4 separate regions of the Homo sapiens genome follow, and regions 1, 3 and 4 are each linked to region 2. The links are chromatin loops, found by intact Hi-C in ENCODE. Cell type or tissue: endothelial cell of umbilical vein. All regions are shown on one strand. Region 1 has its middle 4.4 kb from the start of TRT-CGT2-1. Region 2 has its middle 37 kb from the start of ERCC4. Region 3 has its middle 13 kb from the start of MRTFB. Region 4 overlaps MRTFB (myocardin related transcription factor B).

The links. Hi-C counts contacts between places; a loop is a spot of excess contacts. Peaks named below come from ENCODE experiments on the same cell type or tissue, not always from the same donor. Only the 100,000 strongest peaks of a DNase experiment are listed, where the experiment ranks them.
Region 1: a loop joins it to region 2, with 2.3 times the contacts of the local background. A loop is called at or near these places in 2 of 110 quality-filtered maps.
Region 3: a loop joins it to region 2, with 6 times the contacts of the local background. A loop is called at or near these places in 5 of 110 quality-filtered maps.
Region 4: it touches region 2 in a loop (2.4-fold over the local background); 6 of 110 quality-filtered maps call a loop at or near these places.

Annotation. Positions count from the first base shown.
Region 1 is chr16:14,287,810-14,292,809 of GRCh38, reverse strand. No RefSeq gene overlaps it. Among named protein-coding and RNA genes, the nearest start is that of TRT-CGT2-1, 4.4 kb to the right of the region's middle. RefSeq lists a silencer at 2,744-3,038. In endothelial cell of umbilical vein, a CTCF peak has its summit at 2,879 (motif pointing right); no DNase peak of the experiment used is centred here.
Region 2 is chr16:13,954,954-13,959,953 of GRCh38, reverse strand. No RefSeq gene overlaps it. Among named protein-coding and RNA genes, the nearest start is that of ERCC4, 37 kb to the right of the region's middle. RefSeq lists enhancers at 2,145-2,264, 2,078-3,277 and silencers at 2,365-2,424, 2,445-2,494, 3,735-3,804. In endothelial cell of umbilical vein, no CTCF peak of the experiment used is centred here; DNase peaks (open chromatin) are centred at 2,013 and 2,383; H3K27ac peaks cover 1,183 bases.
Region 3 is chr16:14,055,989-14,060,988 of GRCh38, reverse strand. It overlaps a transcript of MRTFB not described here. Among named protein-coding and RNA genes, the nearest start is that of MRTFB, 13 kb to the left of the region's middle. In endothelial cell of umbilical vein, no CTCF peak of the experiment used is centred here; DNase peaks (open chromatin) are centred at 2,878 and 3,778; H3K27ac peaks cover 2,641 bases.
Region 4 is chr16:14,193,694-14,198,693 of GRCh38, reverse strand. The region is part of intron 3 of MRTFB (myocardin related transcription factor B); the gene reads right to left. Among named protein-coding and RNA genes, the nearest start is that of TRT-CGT2-1, 90 kb to the left of the region's middle. In endothelial cell of umbilical vein, no CTCF peak of the experiment used is centred here; DNase peaks (open chromatin) are centred at 1,973 and 2,493; H3K27ac peaks cover 1,254 bases.

The DNA of each region.
Region 1 (5,000 bases), 330 kb before region 2:
CTCTCCTTTAAGACATAGTTGGTTGTGCCTGGTTTCAGCTTCATCCTTGCCACTCAGTCCACTGAAATCAAAGTGGAGGAGGCACTGGTCTGGGTGAGTGGGCCATCCTGGGCCAGCCTGGTCTCGCTGGACCTGGTCACCCAGGGAGGAAAAGTTAGCCTCAGAGTTTTGGCAGACGGGCCAAAGTGTGTTAAGAAACTAGAGGAAGGCCAGGCACGGTAGTTCATGCCCGTAATCCCAGCACTTTGGGAGGCCAAGGCAGGAGGATCACTTGAGCGCAAGATTTCAAGACCAGCCTGGGCAACATAGTAAGACCTAGTCTCTACTAAAAAAAATTTTTTTTAAAGTAGCTGGGCCCGGTGGCATGTGCCTGTGGTCCCAGCTACTTGAAAGGCAGAGGCAGGAGGATTGCTTGAGCCTAGGAGTTTGAGGCTGCAGTGAGCTATGATCATACCACTGCACGGCAGCCTGGGTGACAGAGGGAGACTCTGTCTAAAAAAACAAAACAAAAAACACTAACGTAATTCTAACCCAAGTGGAAATGAAAGAATTGATCAACTTCCCTATCGGCATAGAACTTTTCTCTGGAACTCACATGACTAGGGTTGCGGCACCAACTCTCAGACCAATACCAACTTAAAAATAAATGCTGCTGCATTTGAAGTGTTTTGACCAGAGGTTGCACTTGGCAGGCTGCAGGCCAAGTTGAGCCCACAGATGTGTTTCATTTGGCCTGTGGAGCATTTAAAATAATAAATTTGACTTAGTGGCCAACATTTTTAAATCAGGAAATTTCATATTTTAAAAATCCAGATTTCTGGCCGCTTCTAAAAAAAATGGATGATCCAAAAGATTTGGCAGCAGAGAGCCTGTGTTCCCACAGGGGCCAAATAGTGGTATATCTGTTGTTGGGGTATGCTAGCTGCTGTTACAGACAACCCCAGTCTTTCAGTGGCTTAGCACAATACATGTTTATTTCTTGCTCATATCACTGTCCAAGGAATAGGGGACAGGCATGATTCTTAGAAGACAGGGATAACTTTGGGGGGCATCCTAGAGTCTATTTACCATACTTCTCAAAGGAAGATGAAGGGCTTGTTATTTGCGTGTTTTGAGAATTGCTACAGGTTTTGCATTTAGCAAGGCCTAAGTTTGGGGGTTCTTTTTTACCTACAGCAAGTAAAAATCAGCTTGCTCACCTGAATTAGAAGGGCAGAGTGGAAGCAAAAAAAAAAACCCCGGAATGGTGGGAAACGTTCGTTGTGCGCCAGCCTGGTGATTTGCTCAGCAAAACTCAAGTTGATGTGATATAAACAACGTCTGCTGCTTCCAGGGGCCTGCCACAATATTTTCTTTTAAGTGCTACTCACGCCTGAAATACACTTCTGGTTTTGAAATGTGGTTCTCAGCCCATGCACGTCTACAAACCACCCGCTCCCTTATTAAGAGTTCCATTTTTAATTCTTGAATGTAGGTTTCCTAAGCACATGATGTCAGCCCATATGGGAAACCTGACAGGGCAGGGGGGACTGGAGGCCTCCCCTTGGAGAGGGTCAGCGTGATGACAGGACAGGGCTTTTGCACTGGGAACTTAGCATCGTCTCCGTGTAAGTGGCCACTCCGTGTTAACGCTTCTGCTCCCCAGAGCCCAGAGATCCGATTACTCTTTATATTTTCTCTTTTTTCTGTTAACTTTGTACGTTTTGCTGCAAAAATAGTGAATCCAAAAGCCATAGAGCCTCTCTTTGCCAAGGCCATGATATCAGGAAAAAACTTGGAATTTTCTCTGCAATTTCCTCTCCATCTCTCACCCCACCTGGAGATATTATCAACAGCATGAGGTGTGGCGAAGCCTTCGCAGGGGTATGGACTTTCTCTACATTCCAAGAAACCAAAACCAACACACATATACACATATACGTAATGATAAATGTGTATTTATCTTTGCAAAAACGAGATACTAAAAATTAATTATACAAGATGAGGAAGTTTGAGATCTGCTGTATATAGCTAACGGTAGGATACATACACATAAACGTTTGTTAAGAGGGTAGATCCCATGTTAAATATTCTTACACCATACACAAAAGGACACATGGAAAGTTTTGGAGGTGACAGATATGTTTATTACCTTTTTTTTTTTCGAGACAGAGTCTTGCTCTGTTTCTCAGGTTGGAATGCAGTGGTGTCGTCTCAGCTCACTGCAACCTCCACCTCCTGGGTTCAAGTGATTCTTATGCCTCAGCCTCCTGAGTAGCTGGGACTTTGGGCGCATGCCACCATACCTGGGTAATTTTTGTATTTTTAGTAGAGATGGGGTTTCACCATTTCAGCCAGGCTAGTCTTGAACTCCTTGCCTCAAGTGATCAGCCTGCCTCGGCCTCCCTAAGTGCTGGGATTACAAGGTAATACTTGATTCTTGATTGTGGTGAGACTATCAGCAGGTGCATGCATATGTCCAAATGCATCAAATTATACACATTAAATAAGTGCAGTTTTCTGGTTTATCAATTATACCTCCAGACACCTTTAAAACAAAACAAAACAAAAAACCAGAAAAACCAGACTATCAACTTTTCTCACTTAACTATATTCATTATCATGTCAGATCAATCCATCAATCATTCCTTTAAATGGCTTCCTACCATATCATGACATGGATGGGTCAGCATTTACTGAACCGTCCTGGCTGGCGGATGTTTAAAATGTTGTCATCAGAAGAACTCCATGACAGAGGAAGCGAGTGAATGTGTGTCATTCCGAATTTACAACGGGAGAAACTGAGGCACGGAGCCGTTAAAGTGGCTAGTCTGAGGCTCCCACCAGTTCCCAAGAGATGTAGGGGCAGAGCAGAGTCTAGCACTGCTCTTGCTTCATGCCTCCACAAGGTGTCACTGTTGAACTTGCTCCTGCACAGCCTCTGTTGACAAACTGCCCCTCCTTGCTAAAGCTAGGATCCTCACAGGAACCTGGCTTCCCTTCTGTTGCTTCAGAAGTCCTGTTAGGTTGGGCGTGGTGGTACACACCTGTAGGCACAGCTACTTGGAAAGCTGAGGCAGGAGGATCGTTTGAACCCAGGAGTTTGAGGCTCCAGTGAGCTATGATTGTGCTACTGCACTCCAGTCTGGGCAACAGAGCAAGACTGAATCTCTACAAAATAAATAAATGAAAAGTTCTGTTAAACCCTATTCTGCCACTAATTAACTGTGAATAACAGGAAGGTGGGTTGGAAGAGTTTAATTCCTTCTTTCCCAGAAAGCCACGGGCTCCTTATGCAAATCTACCTCTTCCCTCCTGCATGGTCATTTTGCGTGCTGGGATCCCTAAACGTCTCTCTAGGCTCTGTCTTACCTGCCTCTCTTTCCTCCCCAACCCCAGCATCAGAGCCCTTCTTATCTTCCTTTTACACTTCCAACAGAGACGAGGGATTGAATCTGCAAGAACAAAGAGTTGACTTCAAGGTGACTTTCACACATGAAATTCATACAGAAGTTATAGAAATCCAAACATGGCTTTATAGATTCATGAACACAAGTGGTTTAAATGAACACAACACGTCTTGCTTATTCAGAAACATGATCAGCTTCGCCCGTTTCAGTCTAAACAGAACCTGCTTCAAGGATTTAGCTCACTAGTTTCCGATACTGCAGCACGTGCCAAAGTGCTTTTGCAGCTCTGGCACCCCAGATTTCAAGCAGAAGTTACAGTTTTGAGACCTATGTGTCATCTTTCAGGCTTGAAAATAAAAAACAAAACAAAACAGCAAGCACTTCTTCATACACAAATATATATATATATCCTTAGTCATTTTGTGCACACTTTTTTGCATAAATGGTATCTACAGTATTGTAAATTGTGTTTTTCTAATACATTCTCCACCTGATACAGACAGGCTATGGTGGAGATGGATGAGAATGGGCTGTCTCCCTGGGTGATGTCACAGAGAAGGAGTGCTGGTCTACTCTGTGGATGGGGACAGAAAGACAAGGACAGGAAATCTGGGTGGACAATTCCATGCTCTTCAAAGATATTGGCCTACCTGCCCAAGAGCCGTGTTTTTTTGTTTTGTTTTGTTTTTTGAGATGGAGTTTCACTCCTGTCACCCAGGCTGGAGTGCAATGGTGCAATCTTGGCTCACTGCAACTTCTGCCTCCTGGGTTCAAGCGATTCTCCTGCCTCAGCCTCCCGAGTAGCCGGGAGTACAAGCACCCACTACCATGCCCGGCTAATTTTTCTATTTTTGGTAGAGACGGGGTTTCACCATGTTGGCCAGGCTGGTCTTGAACTCCTGACCTCAGGTGATCCACCTACCTTAGCCTCCCAAAGTGCTGGGATTACAGGCGTGAGCCACCTTACCTGGCCCATACGTGATCTTTTATGGCACCTATTCAAAAAGAAACGAATGGGCCAGGCACAGTGGCTCATGCCTGTAATCCCAGCACTTTGGGAGGCTGAGGCAGGAGGCTGAGGTGGGAGGATCATTTGAGCCCAGGAGTTTGAGACCAGCCTGAGCAACATAAGGAGACACCAATGTCGATCCCACCGCCCACCCCCCCAAAAAAAAAGCCAGGTGTGGTGCTAGCGCCTGTAGTCCTGGCTACTTGAAAGGCTGAGTTGGGATGATTGCTTGAGCCCAGGAGTTCGAGGCTGCAGTGAGCTATGACAGCACCATTGCACTCCAGCCTGGGCAATAGAGCGAGACCCTGTCTCCAAAAAAGAAAGTAAAATAAAAAGAAATGAATAGATGCTCCAGTGGAGACAAGAGAACATTCAACATTTATTTGCTTTAATTCTGAATTGTTCTAATTTGCCTGTGTCCCAAAAGGTTTTTGTGTTTGGGTAGGGGTTTTGAGGGACAGGGTGATTCTGGAAAAAAATTGCATATGTAGTACAAAGAAATCATCTTGAAGAAAACCCAAGCAATGTAGAGCACACGTTTACCTGGTAAGAAGTGAAGGAGCCCTTTCAACAGCTTTCCTAGTCTACTTCCCTCCCAGGGG
Region 2 (5,000 bases):
TGTGCCATCTAAGCACACACGTATTCATTTCTCCCTAAATTAATTTGCTCCCTGGTGTGCTGGTTTCCAAGCTTTAAGTCATTTCACGTGTGTGTGTTTTGTGGCCACAGCCCAATGGCACAGCTCTTGCATGCTGTCATGCTGTTGGCTTGACTCAACTTGAATTTGCTGAAACCTGAAGGCAAAAACAGCCTTCTCCTGTCCTGTGGCCGCCTGGGGTGGGGTACCTTGAAGGTGCTTCTTTTTCCTTTGCTACTAGGTTGGTGTAAAAGTAACTGCGGACAGGGCACGGTGGCACATGCCTGTAATGCCAGTGCTTTGGGAGGCTGAAGTGGGTGGATCACCTGAGGTCAGGAGTTCGAGACCAGACTGACCAACATGGCAAAACCCCGTCTCTACTAGAAATACAAAATTAGTCAGGTGTGGTGGCACATGCCTGTAATCCCAGCTACTCAGGAGGCTGAGGCAGGGGAATCACTTGAACCTGGAAGGCGGAGGTTGCAGTGAGCCAATGTTACGCCATTGCACTCCGGTGTGGGCAACAAGAGGGAAACTCTATCTCAAAAAAAAAAAAAAAAAAAAAAGGAATTGAGGTTTTTGCCATTGAAAATAATGGCAATAACTGCAATTACTTTTAAAAAATGTTTTATTTATTTTTTGATTTTCATTTTTTTTGAGACGAGTCTTGCTCTGTTACCCAGGCTGGAGTGCAGTGGTGCGATCTCGGATCACTGCAACCTCCTCCTCCTGGGTTCAAATGATTTTCCTGCCTCAGCCTCCCAGGTAGCTGGGATTACAGGCACTGGCCACCATGCCCGGCTAATTTCTGTATTTTTAGTAGAGATGGGTTTCACCATGTTGGCCAGGCTGGTCTCAAACTCCTGACCTCAAGTGATCCACCCACCTCGCCTCCCGAAGTGCTGGGATTACAGACGTGAGCCACCGCTCCTGGCATAATAACCACAATTACTTTTGCACCAATCTAATACCCAACAGCTCCCCCACCCTCCTCCAAATTTGTCACAACCTGGGTTTCACCTATCCCGACTGCCTTCATTCCCTTTTACCTAGTGAAATACGGAGTTGAGTAAAAATAAATGTTACCTACTAACACACACTCTGGGAGTCTGAGATCAGCATTGGATGCTGTGACCTCATGATCCCTTCAGGCAGGTACTCTGTGTGTGTTTGCACCCAAATACAAGCAATAGATCGGTATGGATGGGGAAGGGAGGAGGTAACACTGAACTTCATGATAAATCATAATAATAATTAACCACCACGCAGGATGACCAGTGCTCTCTTCATTGTTGCGTCAAAGGCCACCAGGCTATCTACGCTGATACTGCTCAGCTCCTGGTGTTGTGGGTCACTCCCTATAAATTCCCTCCTGTTTCATTCTGGCTGCTGGATGACTCAGTTTCTTCTTCTAATATTCTGTCTGTATCTTCCCTTCTTCTAAGTGTAGGCATTTTTAGCATTCTGTTAGTCGTTTACGGTTTCTTTACCTTAACCACTTACTTATTCAACCAATGTCTTCAGTTCTCATTTCAATGCAGGTGCCTACTACATCTTTTTTTTTCCTGCTAAACTATGTTTCTTCTAAAAAATATTTGAAGTATAATTTATATACAATACACTGCACATATTGAGTGTATGCTTTTATGATTTTGACATCTATACATTGCAAAACCATCACCGCTAAAATTACAAACATTTCTATCAATTCCAAATGAGTTTCTTTGTGAGCACAGCCAATTTTTATCCTTACTCTGGAAGCTCTATTGGTTTCGAAGGGATGTGACCTGATGCAGAAGCCCAGGGCTTAACATGGGGTCACTGATAATATTCAAGAAATCAACAGAACTCTACTCAAAAATCTACCTCTTTCTCAGGGGGAAAATTCCCAACAAGACTTGGGACTTCAAGTCTGACTCATGCTGTGTCCTGGGGCGCAGACTCGGGCTCTGATAAGAGGAAGTCAATCTGTCCTCTATTTGTTTATAATGAGTCATGCTCGAAGTCAGGCATCTAGTTTTTGTCTCTCCTCTGTCATGGTTAGGCAAGAATTGGAGGAAGATACACCCCAATTCGGAGTGCAGTGATCCTTAAAGTGTCCGAGGGCTCCAGTGTAGTTCAGGACGTGGGACTTAATGGGGACCCCTACCAATGGAGGCCGGGAGCACCAAGTCTTGGAGTTGAGGTCTACCTTCCTCCCACATCTCCAGGGCAGATGTTAGTGAGTTACAGATTTATTTGCAAGAGGAAAGGGAAAAGGCAGCTGAGTTTTCAGTAAGTCCTTGAGTCCTGTCCACTCTACCCCCTACCCCCATCTATTAGTGACAGAGGGCGGCATGAGTCACAACTCTCAGCCCAAGCCCACACTGGAGCAATTAACCACATAATTGCCTCAGTGATGAACCTTCCCCCAGCTGCAAGCCGCCCCCGGGGCAGCGCTCTAGGCTGTGAGCCAACAGCCTTCAGTTGCATGAATTGTGAAGGCCTGGGTTTAAACAGCCGAAGTTGCAATTCTTTTAGCCAATGCCTTCTTGGCTCCAATTTAAAATTCTTATACATGAGTCCTGATGGGAGCATGGAGGATGTTTCAACTAGAATTAATGTCACAATCAAGTCAACATAAAGTAGATTTATCTGCTGTTTCCATGCATTGCAGCAAAGTGCTCTGTTCTGAGAACAAATTACCATAGCAACTCAGCCGCCCCAGTTACAGTAAGCTCAGTACGACCAAAATAAAAATCCTTACCAAGTTGTAGGATTGGCGAGTGAGAGTTGCTGAACATCGACTTTCAGTTTCCAGATGACATTAGCCAGCATATATTTTGGTTTTAAAAAATCGCTGAAAGGGAGGCTTTAAATAATAACAAAATTATAAAGCCAGGTTACAAACAGAGAGGGGTCCTAGGCTGTTCCACCGCGAGCTTAAACACAAGCAAACTTCAATGCCAAACAGCAGCGTTTTTTTGTTAAAACAGAAGGCTGCCGAAAAGGCTCATTACTACTTATCGTGGCGTGCCCATTCCGTTTCACATGGTGGGGAGCATGATCAGGTTGATGCTGGTCTTTAAGAAGAAGCAATTCAATACAAAAACAGGTTTTCTGTAGGTGTGAAAGGAAGAAAAGCAAAACCACGTTCGTTTTTTTCCCTCCACCCCCATCCCCCACAATACTAAATTTTGGTTCTGCCTAATTCTCTGTTCTCTCTCTAGTGCCTTCCTTCTCCCACTTTGCTCTGCTCCCTCATCCTGATCACCAACAAGCAAAATCGCCCCTCTGTTCAGCCTGCCCATCCTCGTTTTCTTCATCCTCACCACCCCCCATGGCTTCCTCAGACCCCCAGGCGGGCGTGTGCCCCTAGGTCTCCTGGACACACCACACAGGATGACCAGCGCTGTCTTCATTGTTGCCTTGAAGGCCGCCAGCGCTCATACGGCTCAACTCCTGATGTTGTGGGTCACTCCCTTGAAATTCCCTCCTGTTTTCATTCTGGCTGCTGGATGACTCAGTTTCTTCTTCTAATTTTCTGTCTCTATCTTGCCACCTCCTAAGTGTAGGCATTTTTAGCGTTCTGTTAGTCGTTTCAGGTTTCTTTACCTTAACCACTTATTTATTCAGCCAATGTTTTCAGTTCTCACTTCAGTGCAGATGCCTACTACATCTTTCTTTTTTTCCCCCTCTTTTGACACAGTCTGTCTCTGTCACTCAGGCTGGAGTGCAGTGGTGCAATCTCCGCTCACCGCAACCTCAGCCTCCCAGGCTCGAGAGATTCTCACGCCTCAACCTCCCAAGTAGCTGGGACTACAGGTGTGGACCACCACGCCCGGCTAATTTTTGTATTTTTAGTAGAGATGGGGGTTTCACTATGTTGACCAGACTGCTCTCGAACTCCTGGCCTCAAGTGATCCGCCCACCTTGGCCTCCCAAAGTGCTGGGATTACAGGCGTGAGCCACCACGCCCAACCCCTACTACATCTTGTATTGAGACTGTCCCCTGGCTCTCTGCTATCTCAAAATCAACCTGATCAAAACCGTACTTCTCCTTTCCCATCAAAACTGTACTTCTCCGTTTCCAAATCAAGTCCTTCTCTAGACTTTAACTTTTCTCTTCAACAGTCTCATCATCTCCTGAGCCCAGGCTTAAAAAGTAGGCATTATTTAGACTCTTCCCGGGCATACATTTCATTTGCCACCTTCCAAAGATTGTCCTTCCTTCCATTTCGAAAGCTGTCATTCTAGTTCTGGCCTTCGTTACCTGTTGCTTAGATTGTTACAACAGCTTCTGAGGTGGTCTTTTCACCTCCAATCCTCCCTTCTAGACAGCAAGGTCTGGCAGAAAGATGACAGGTTTTGGAGTCTGAATCTGCAATGTCCTTCCACTGTGGCTTTAGTCACTTAATCTCTCAGTATGTCTCTTTGTCTGTAAAGGTAGCATACACAACCCACATGGCACACTGTAAATTAATATTAGTTCCTTTCCATTTCAAAATCTCTACTGCCAGACCAAAATTTTAAAAGTCTTCTGGTTCATTTTTTCCTTAATTGAACATTCGCTTTTCTACTGAAATGAGAACTCCTCATCCTAGCCCTTAAGAGACTCCTACAATATGGCCCTCGTATTGCTCCTACTTAGCGTTCACAACTCCCTCTTTAAACATTATTCTATTTCCCATCTGTTTCTTCACTAATGTGGTAGACCGGGGCTGAAGTGCAGAGCCCTGCATCTGTCTGCTGAAATCCTAGCTGTTTTTTAAGACCCATCTCGAATTCTACCTCCTCTCTGAGGCTATTCCTGTTCCCTGCAGGGATATGACCTCTTCCTCTGACCTCAGGAACACTTCTATCTCTCTTGTGGATTTTTTATTCTTCCACCTGCTCATTTTCTGCCTCTGACTTCTCTTCACTGCAAGACTGAATGTCCCTCGATGGCGTGGACTGTTTGTTATAGCATCAAACCCAGAGAGAGCCCTCTGCCTTATGCACTA
Region 3 (5,000 bases), 100 kb before region 2:
ATTTTTAGTAGAGACAGGGTTTCACTGTGTTAGCCAGGATGGTCTCGATCTCCTGACCTCCTGATCTGCCCACCTTGGCCTCCCAAAGTGCTGGGATTACAGGCGTGAGCCACCGCGCCCGGCCAAACTTTGGTTGTTTTAAGCAGCTCCTGGTTGATGGCTGTCATAGCATGCACTAGCCTATCCCGCCTGATATATCTAGGATGGTCACTTGCTCACTGATTCCCTTGAACATATTTCTGCTGTGTTTCCAAACCCCACCTGGATAAGAGAAAAAGCTCAGGCAGCAGTTCTAAAGATTCTGGTTCAACACACCTTGGATGAGGCCCAGATCTCTGCAGATTTCTGGAGCTTCCCAGTGATTCTGTTGCACTGCCAAGCCTGAGACCCCTGCATTACCATGGACCACTCGTGATGAACAATAGGATGTGGTCCCTACCCTTGAGGGCTACGTAGATTGGAGAAGACTGGTGCCGAGAGAGAAAAATGAAAATTCAAACAGGGTAAGAGACCTGAAACCTGCGAAATGAAGTGAGAATATATGAGAGCTTTATGAACTATAAAGCTTGACCTGTAATAAAAATAGATGTGTTTCCTGGCGAATCCATTCATCAACTGTGTGACCCAAGACTGGGTGCATAGGCTCTCAGCCTAACGTATATATCATAAAATTATGTGTCTCAGTCGGGCATAGTGGCTCACACCTGTGATTTCAGCACTTTGGGAGGCCGAGGCGGGCAGATCACTTGAGGTCAGAAGTTCGAGACCAGCCTGGCCAACATGGTGAAATCCTGTCTCTACTAAAAGTACAAAAATTAGCTGGGCATGGTGGCGGGCTCCTGTAATCCCAGCTACTCTGGAAGCCGAGGCATGAGAACTGCTTGAACTCAGGAGGCAGAGATTGCAGTGAGCTGAGATTGCGCCACTGCACTTCAGCCTGGGTGACAGAGTGAGACTCCGTCTCAAAAAAAAAAAAAAAAAAAAAAAAAAATTACATGTCTCTCTGTTTTCCAGATATGAATATTGAAGTTGAGAAGGGTTCTGAAATGTAGCCCATGATCATACAGCGAGCACATGGCTAAATTGGAATTCAGACCCAGGTCCTTCCATATTTAAAGTCCGAGGCCCCACTGGTTTGCACAAGGCCCCTGCTTATCTCTCCAGCTTTAGCTCTTGTCTTCCCCTTCACCTTGGACCCTATCTTCTAGCCAACTCCAAGCTTCTCTTTCTAGGCACATGCTGTGCCATTTCCTCTGTGTTTTGGCTCACGCCTGTCTTTCTGTCCAGCATGATTTTCCTCCTTTCTCACAACCTTGCCTCTAAACACTGGAACACTCATGGTTTGCAGGCATAATCCTTGGACACTCAGTTTGATGTGCTGTCACCATCTTCCACAGTGTGGCCCTGCAAATGGCCTTGCACCTGCCGACTGGATGCCTCTGTCATTAGATTGCATCTGTGTGGAGGGCAGAGCTTGTCGTCCTGTCCTTGGGTCATCTGACTAGCATCCTAACACTTATACTAAAATATCAGCCATGACCACCTGAATACTCAGCTCAGCAAAACCAAAGCCTATAGCTTACAAGGCAGACCCTTCCAGGTAGCGGGGAGAGGGGGCAGGGAGAGGTTGATTAACGGATTAGCAAAATTACAGCTAGATGAGAGCAGTAAGTTCTAGGCTTCTGTAGTACTGTATGGTGACTATAATTAACATATTTTATTGTATATTTTCAAAAAGCTAGAAGAGAGGATTTTGAATATTTACAACACAAAGAAATGATAAATGTTTGAAGTGCTAGATATGTTAATACCCTGATTTGATCATTACACTGATTTGAGCATTGTCTGTATGTATCAAAATATCTGTATCCCATAAATATGAACAATTATTATGTGGCAAATAAAAATAAAAGGAAAAAATATTATGTCAATAATGAGTTATACAAAGGATTAAATATGTATTACTTTGGGCCGGGGGCGGTGGCTCATGCCTGTAATCCCAGCACTTTGGGAGGCCGAGGCAGGCGGATCACTTGAGGCCAGGAGTTCGAGACCAGCCTGGCCAACATGGCAAAACCCTGTCTCTACTACAAATAGAAAAAATTAGCTGGGCGTGGTGGCACGCACCCATAATCCCAGCTACTCGGGAGGCTAAGGCACGAGAATCTCTTGAATCCAGGAGGCAGAGGTTGCAGTGAGCTGAAATCTCACCACTGCACTCCAGCCTGGGCGACAGAGCGAGACTCCGTCTCAAAAAAAAAAAAAAAAAAAAAAAACAAATACAAATAAAAAATAAATAAATAAATATGTTTTAGTTTAAAGAAAAGCCCTTCCAGTAAGACCACACAGAAGAATACTTAAGAAAGCAAGTTGAGAGTTCTGATCCAGTCTTTGCCACTTTGTAGTTTTGCAGCTACAAGCACCATATTTCATTCTTCTTGACCTGTTTCCCAGATGTGAAATGACACATCTGAGACAGTACCTACCTCACACAGTCGTTGTGAGAATTCAATGAGATTGATGTGTACAACAAACTTGGGTACATTGCCCGGCTCATGAGGAAGAATTGGACTAAATTCCAGCTGCCTTCATTATTTCTATTATTGTTGCCTTCTTTTTATTATTAAAGCTATGGAGCATGCCCTTGTAGCTACTTGTAGTTATTCTTATGATTACTCACCACATCCTCCCTCCCTTCCCGCCAACCCTAAGTGACTTTGCTAAAGATTCCTTCCGAGAACGGATAGTGTTCTTGGAATTCGCGAAATGAGTTCTTCATTGTCTTATGATGGTTCAGTGCCCCAGTGGTGATTTTGCACTCCTGGCACCCCCGGGAAGCTGCCCAGTTGGCTCCCCAGGAAGTTGGTGCCTGCCAAGCCCATTCCATCCAGGCTTCCTGGATACAGCTAAGAAAATACGGGCTCTCCGTAGGCTCTCCCTCCCACTGACTTGACATCTCCCTGCTCCGGGGTATTCTGGGTTTATTTCTGGTCAGCTCAGGTCACTGTGAAGGTGGCCCCCACCCCTGGCTCTGGGAATGGCAGGATCCCAAACAGGCCCGTGGGCCTCTGGAATTGTTGATAACACTAAAAGGAATAATACCTGGAACACACTTATTTTCTTTCCTCCCAGGAGGAGCTCAGAGTTGGACTCTTTAGTTTTGAATAACAAGCACTTCATTTGCCATCAGAGTGAGCCAATCTTGCCTTGCCTTAGTTATCTTTAGCATATCCAGAGTGTGGTAGGCAAAATTTGGGTTTTCAGCGAAGCATTCCTCGGGGTTTCATAGTGAACAACTCTGAACTGTTATGAAAGGACGGAAAAACAGAAAATTCCTCCACACCCAAAGTATTACAAGAACAGGGAACTTAAGGAAAAAACCAAGTCCCAGACAACAAAATAAAGGGAAATGTAAGCTTGGCTTTTTGTATTGAAAAGATTCTGATGACCCAGCCATGAAAGGTTTCCACTAGGATCTGCTTGGAGGTGAAAATTCACAGGGTCTGTGAAAAGGAAAATAAAGATGGGAAGTCAGAAGAAAAGGAAAGGGAACAACATGTGTGTTGGAAGATGAAGGGGACAGAAATCAATGAGATGGTTAAAAGACAAGAGGTAAGGTGCCCCCAGGAACAAGAATTGTTGCCAAAGTAAGAGGGCCATCGGGTGACAGTATTTTCCAGAAGGCTGGAGCAGAAAACAGGCACACACACAATTTTTTTTTTCCGGAAATATGTTGACACACAACTGCTCAAATAAATTTGCATTCCCATCTCAACTGACTCATTTTTTGGCTGGAACAGTGAGCTTACATTCCAGAGCCCAGGCCGACCCTCTTGCACCCCCACTGCCGATAAAGTATAAAATGTGTAATTAGTGCTTTTTGCAGTAGGAAGGACCGTGATGTCAGCTCAGCTCTCTTTCCTGTAGCCTCTGTCTGCAATATCTAGCATTCAGTGTTGCATCCTTATGTCAACCATTTCCACAGGAGAAAAGATGAGAGGAAGGGTGAGAAGGGAGCATATTTTTACAGCTTACCAGGATTTAAGCATCAGTCTTTCAATTAAAAAACAAAGTTACAAACAGGGGAAAGAGGGATGTTAGACTGAGTGCTGTGATGATGAATTGAAATCAGTAGTATTGGTATGAACTAAAGGTTTCTTAATATGTAGAGATAGGTATAGGTGGACAGATGGATGGATAGATAGATAGACAGATAGATACATAGATAGATAGATATATCCATGCATGCATGGATTGGTATACATAATATATTCTCAAGCTCTGAACACTGAGAGACTCCAGCAGCAAGGATTCTCCACTAGCAGTGAGCACACCTACCACTCAGATCTTGGTTTCTAAATACCATTCTCCAAAAAAAGAGAGACCAGGGCTCCTTGGAGAGGTGGTTACTTCCAGAACTGGAGCGGAGAAAATACAAAATGCCTGTAGAATACCTTGTGATGCCAGAAAATAGGGAATTGCTCAAAAAATAATTGGGGTTTATTGGAAGGATGTAGAGCTCCTCATGGCCAGAGATGGAAAAATTTGAGCAACAAACTAATGGTAATATTGGATTATAAGTCATAGAATAAATACCCATGAGTCCATAATAATAAGAAAGGAAGAAAAGGAGTAAGCAAGAAAAGGAGGAAGGAAGGAAAGGAGGAAAGAAGGAGGGAAGTATTTTCTTAAGAAGAATTACAATTAATAGGCCGGGCATGGTGGCTCATGGCTGTAATCCCAAAATTTTGGAAAGCCGAGGTGGGGGGATCCCTTGAGGTCAGGAGTTCAAGACCAGCCTGGCGAACATGACGAAACCCTGTCTCTACTGAAAATACAAAAATTACCAGGGCATGGTGGTGCACACCTGTAATCCCAGCTTGTTGGGAAGCTGAAGCATGAGAGTTACTTGAATCCAGGAGGCAGAGGTTGCAGTGAGCCGAGATTGTGCCACTGCACTCTAGCCTGGGTGACAGAGTGAGACTCTGTCTCAAAAACAA
Region 4 (5,000 bases), 240 kb before region 2:
AGGTCATCTGTTCCAAGTGAGATGGGTAAAGGGAAAGTTAATTTTGAGGCCAGTGAAGGAGGTTTGGAATAATCACTGTAGACTGTGAAGAGAAAGTCAAGAAGAGAAACATGGTTATGCATTACCGAAATGCTCCAACTAGTAAAGGCAACAGCCAGGGGGAGAGAAATCAGGAAACTGCATGGCAAGTTATTCACTGGCTCTAAATGGTATCATTTTTATCAGAGGAAAAGACCATAAGATACAAAATTAGAACATTTAGCAGTTCTTTCTAAAGTCTTTCCTAAAGAAGTTCTTTTCTAAACTGAATATAATTTTAGTTTATAACAATTGCAGCCCAGCAATTCTACTCCTAGGTGAAATAAGAATTGGAAACAAGTACTCAAACAAATACATGTACACACATGTCCATAGCAACTCTATTCACAATAGCCAAGAGGCAGAAACTGCCCAAATGTCATCAACAGATGAATGGATAAACAAATTGTGGCATATCCATACAATGGAATATTATTCAGTCATAAAAATAAATTAAATACTCATACTACAATGTGGATGAAACTGAAAAACATTACAAGGAAAAGAAGTCAGATATAAAAGCTCACATATTGTATGAGTCCCCATTTACATGAAATATCCAGAACTGGTAAATTCAGAGACAGAGTGCAGATTGGTGGTTGCCAGGGATTGCGGGGAAGGGAGCATGACAGCAACTGCTTAATCGTTAATTTTATGTTATGTGAATTTCACTTCAGTAATTAAAAAAAAGGAACAGTTAGCAGAACAGACATTATGAAACTAATTTCTCAATAATCACATTTCTTATTTCCTACCCACCCCTGGCTGGCCCCTCTCACCACCATAATTCCATTAACCATTAATAATGATTTGATCTTTTAACAATTTGGTAACTACAATAACAACTACATTATATATTCCCCATCACACTGCACGCTAGATATCTATATTTTGCCTCTATTTGCCCTACTAGACCTCATCCTTATATTTCTAGCACCTTCCACAATGCTTACCATATATATAAGTTTTAATAAACATGTTTTACTTAAATTTGCATGGTATACTTAGAGCATATAACTGAGTTGCTATTTTCTAAGAAAACAGAATACAATGTCACATTTAAGAATAAATTAACAAAATAATTTTCTATGGGCAAGTGATTATCATGGGGGCAAAACCAACACCGTTTCACTTCATTGCGGGAATTTGGAGTTTGGAGTTATTTTTGAATTGCTGATGATGGTAGGAACGAAGACAAAATGTAATTATGTTGTTCTGAAGGGTAAAAGACTAAAAAGGAGGGGCTATGAGTAAAAAAGTAAAGAAGGCCATGAAAAAGTGGTAGATTTCTCCACTTAGAATTAATGCGAAATTCAAGCTGCATTAAAGAAGAGAAAGCACTGGCCAGGCACGATGGCTCACGCCTGTAATCCCAGCACTTTGGGAGGCTTAGGCAGGCGGATCACTTGAGGTCAGGAGTTCGAGACCAGCCTGGCCAATATGGTGAAACCCCTATTAAAAATACAAAGATCAGCCAGGCGTGGTGGGGCACGATTGTAATCCCAGCTGCTTGGGAGGCTGAGGTGGAGGTGGGGTGGGGATCGCTTGAACCCGGGAGGCAGAGGTTGTAGTGAGCCGCAATCACGACACTGCACTCCAGTCTGGGCAACAGAGTGAGACTCCATCTCAAAAAAAAAAAAAAAAAAAAAAAGAAAAAAGAGAAAGCACTAAAGTACTCTCATAGATGATAAAAAGTAGTAACTGAATATCACAAATTTTGGGTTATATTTCAAGGGTGCTAATTTGCCAATTATAAAATGGGTTCTTCTTCAAGGAATTTTAAAAAGTGGAATGCAAACAGGCCAGAAATAAAATGGTGGTTTGTTCTGTAAAAGCTGTGCTATCTGCACTGGGTAAGCAAACTTCCACCAGCACTTCCTGTCTGAAACAAAAGCAGAGCTCCACAGTGTGCACATAAATATCAACCCCAGACACTACAAAGAGCAAACAGCATTTTGATCAGGAATTTTGATATTAAGACTATTTTCTGATGAAAAAGGGAGCAACAACATCAAGTTAACTGAAAAACTATTCAAATTAGTGTTTGAAAAAAGTTAGGCTCTAGACCAAGTGGAAATATTGCCTTTGATTTCAACATAAAGTTTACTGCATTCTTATTAAGTATACAGAATTGGAAAAGGAGGGGAAGTGGCAGGTGGTATAGACCTCGGAATTCTAAACCACCATCCCTTGCCTGTAAGGAAGTCCCACAATCTAGAATGTAGCATTTACCTTCTCTTAGAAATTAAAGAGCAAAATTAAAGTAAAAACTAAAATGCTAACAGGACCGCCATTATTCCAGACTAATACACTGTAGGTTTCCTACGATAATCTGCAGCATGAGGTCAGGAAGACAATGTTTCAACACTCAGCTTTGGAAATTTACAGGAGCTTTGATAACTCTCTGGCTGGCTGCTGCTTCTGTTGCCATGGAAACAGACAGCTAAAAATGGGGCATGTTTCTTTAAACTCATCATACCTTCACACAAATTCCCTTCTCCTTTTTGTCAAAAGTTGGAATGAATTTAAAGTATGCTTCTTGTGATATGACAGTATGTTGTCAAGCCAGGGGCCTGGTACAGAATGGCAGAGATAACATTAGCCTGCGACAGATGTACATAAAGATATTAATCATCCACTTAATTGATCACCAACAATGCAGAGGTTAAAACAATACTTGATTTTTCAAACAATTCATTTTTAACCTGTGAGATCATGTTGGTTCTATCCTTAAAGTTCTAAATTCCTTATCTATACAGTTCCCAAAGAAGATAATGTTTATTTTTCTTATTTTGAGGGCAATAAAAAATTCTACACTCCATCATGGTTTAGAATTTCAGTGTGCAGCTATAGGTAGAGCTAGTGCTACAAGCTAAAGCTCTGCTTCTGAATCCCTCTATAATGGAAAAATGTACATTGTATAGAATGTTCTCATGTTTCTTAATACAAATGCGTAAGGTGGGCTCTCTGAATAAAAGAACAATTAACGAAACAGGAAACAGTGGAATATTGTTTACCTCCAATTTTTCCCAGAATAGTAAGCACATGCTACTCTGTTGAAGTCAGATGATCCAGACTCAGTATCTCGGTTTTCCTTTCCATTTTGTGGATTCAGGAATGGGGCTGATACAAACACACACTCAAATATATTTACATATACACATTTGTACATATACCTATGTATATATATACACACACATGTGCAATGTGCCTAGCAAAACATAAACTAAGAACTGCCATAACTTGTGTGTTATCCTAATATCATAGCAACTGTGTGAGATGATCCAGACGATGATGGACCAAGCAGCCATGCACAGCATAGAGGATTGCCACATTATCCCTTGCCACGCACAAAAGCCAATTGTTCTGGTATTAGAATGTCATGTTTCGTGACATGTTTCAATGTCAGTAGTATGTGGAGAAAAGTTCTGATGTTTGGATGTTTTCGGTGTTTAAACTCCAAGATAGTCAATCTACTTGCTCTACTGTTTAGATTCAAATAAACGAGAAAAAGGGCAACTCTAGCAGATGATCATGCATGCTAGAATGCAGACACTGGATACTTGCACCTCCTCAGAAATCATATTCAGTTGGGAAATTGCCAGCCTGTGTGCATTCACCTGCTTCAATAGCCTAGAAATTGGTTTTACTTTGCCCCACACTGGGAAGGATGGCCAAGTGCGTCAAACGGAGCTTTAATGTGGGCTCATTGTTTGTCAGACTCCATCCTGGGAGCTTTACGGCTATCACCACATCTAATCCTCATAACAACCCTACATGGCGGGTACCAATACTGAGTTTTACAAAGGAATTAAGCATTTATCCAAGATCACACAGCTAGTGAGAAGCAGAGCCAGAATTAAAAAGGAAAATTTAGTCTTTCCACAAGATAATTAAAAAAAAAAAAAAAAAAGAAAAGCATACAAAAAGAAATACTTCCTAATATGCTATGAAGTTTTGGCCACTGTACCAATTAACCTCATCAGTGCTTTTGCTCACACTATCTCTATTTTATAAGAAATCTTGTACCTTAAAATACCACTAGAAAAAGTTCTTACATCAATAAGAATTCACTGCTGTTATAGACTGAACTGTGTCCCTCTCAAATTCCTACATGGAAGCCCTAACCCCCAATGTGACTGCATTTGGAAAAAGGGCCTTTCGGAGGTAAAGTTAAATGAGGTCACGAGGTTGGGACCCTGATCTGACAGGGTTAGTGTCCTCATGAGAAGAGACACCTGAGGGCTCACCCTCCCTCTTTCTTTCTCTCCCTGTGCATGCACAGCAAGAAGGCTACAAGCCTGGAAGAGACCCACCACCATTAACTGGCCTCACCAGGCTTCCTAGCCTCCAGAACTGTGAGAAAAGTAACTTCTGTTGTTTAAGCCAGGTAGTCCACCGGTATTTTGTTATTGCAGTATAAGCAATACAAATACAACTGGGAAGACACAAAGAAATGTTAAGATCTTCTTTGCCATTCTGATGCCTGCTAAAAAACCCTGATAAAGCTATCTTTAGGAAACAACGGAAAACCCAATGTTTCAAACGTATCTATACTTTTTCCTGAAAGCTTTTAATAAATTAGAGTGGTGTTATGATAGTACAGATGCTCCTTCACTTAGGATGGGTTTAAGTCGAAAACTGTAAGTCAAAATGCATTTAATACTCTGATAAACCCATCATAAAGTCAAAAATCCTAAGTTGAACCACTGTAAGCAGGGACTATTATCACCTTAATGAGGTGAGACTGATATGATGAAATACTAATCAAGGCCTACCCTGACGCTGAATGTAGGCCTTAAAATGGTTTAAATGGTAATTTTGATGTGCCTTTTTCCTTTAGGTGATGGAATCAGGATAACCACAGCAGCCCCACGAACACTTTCCTGGTTATTCTATCCCAGGAAATAAACATCCTCCTG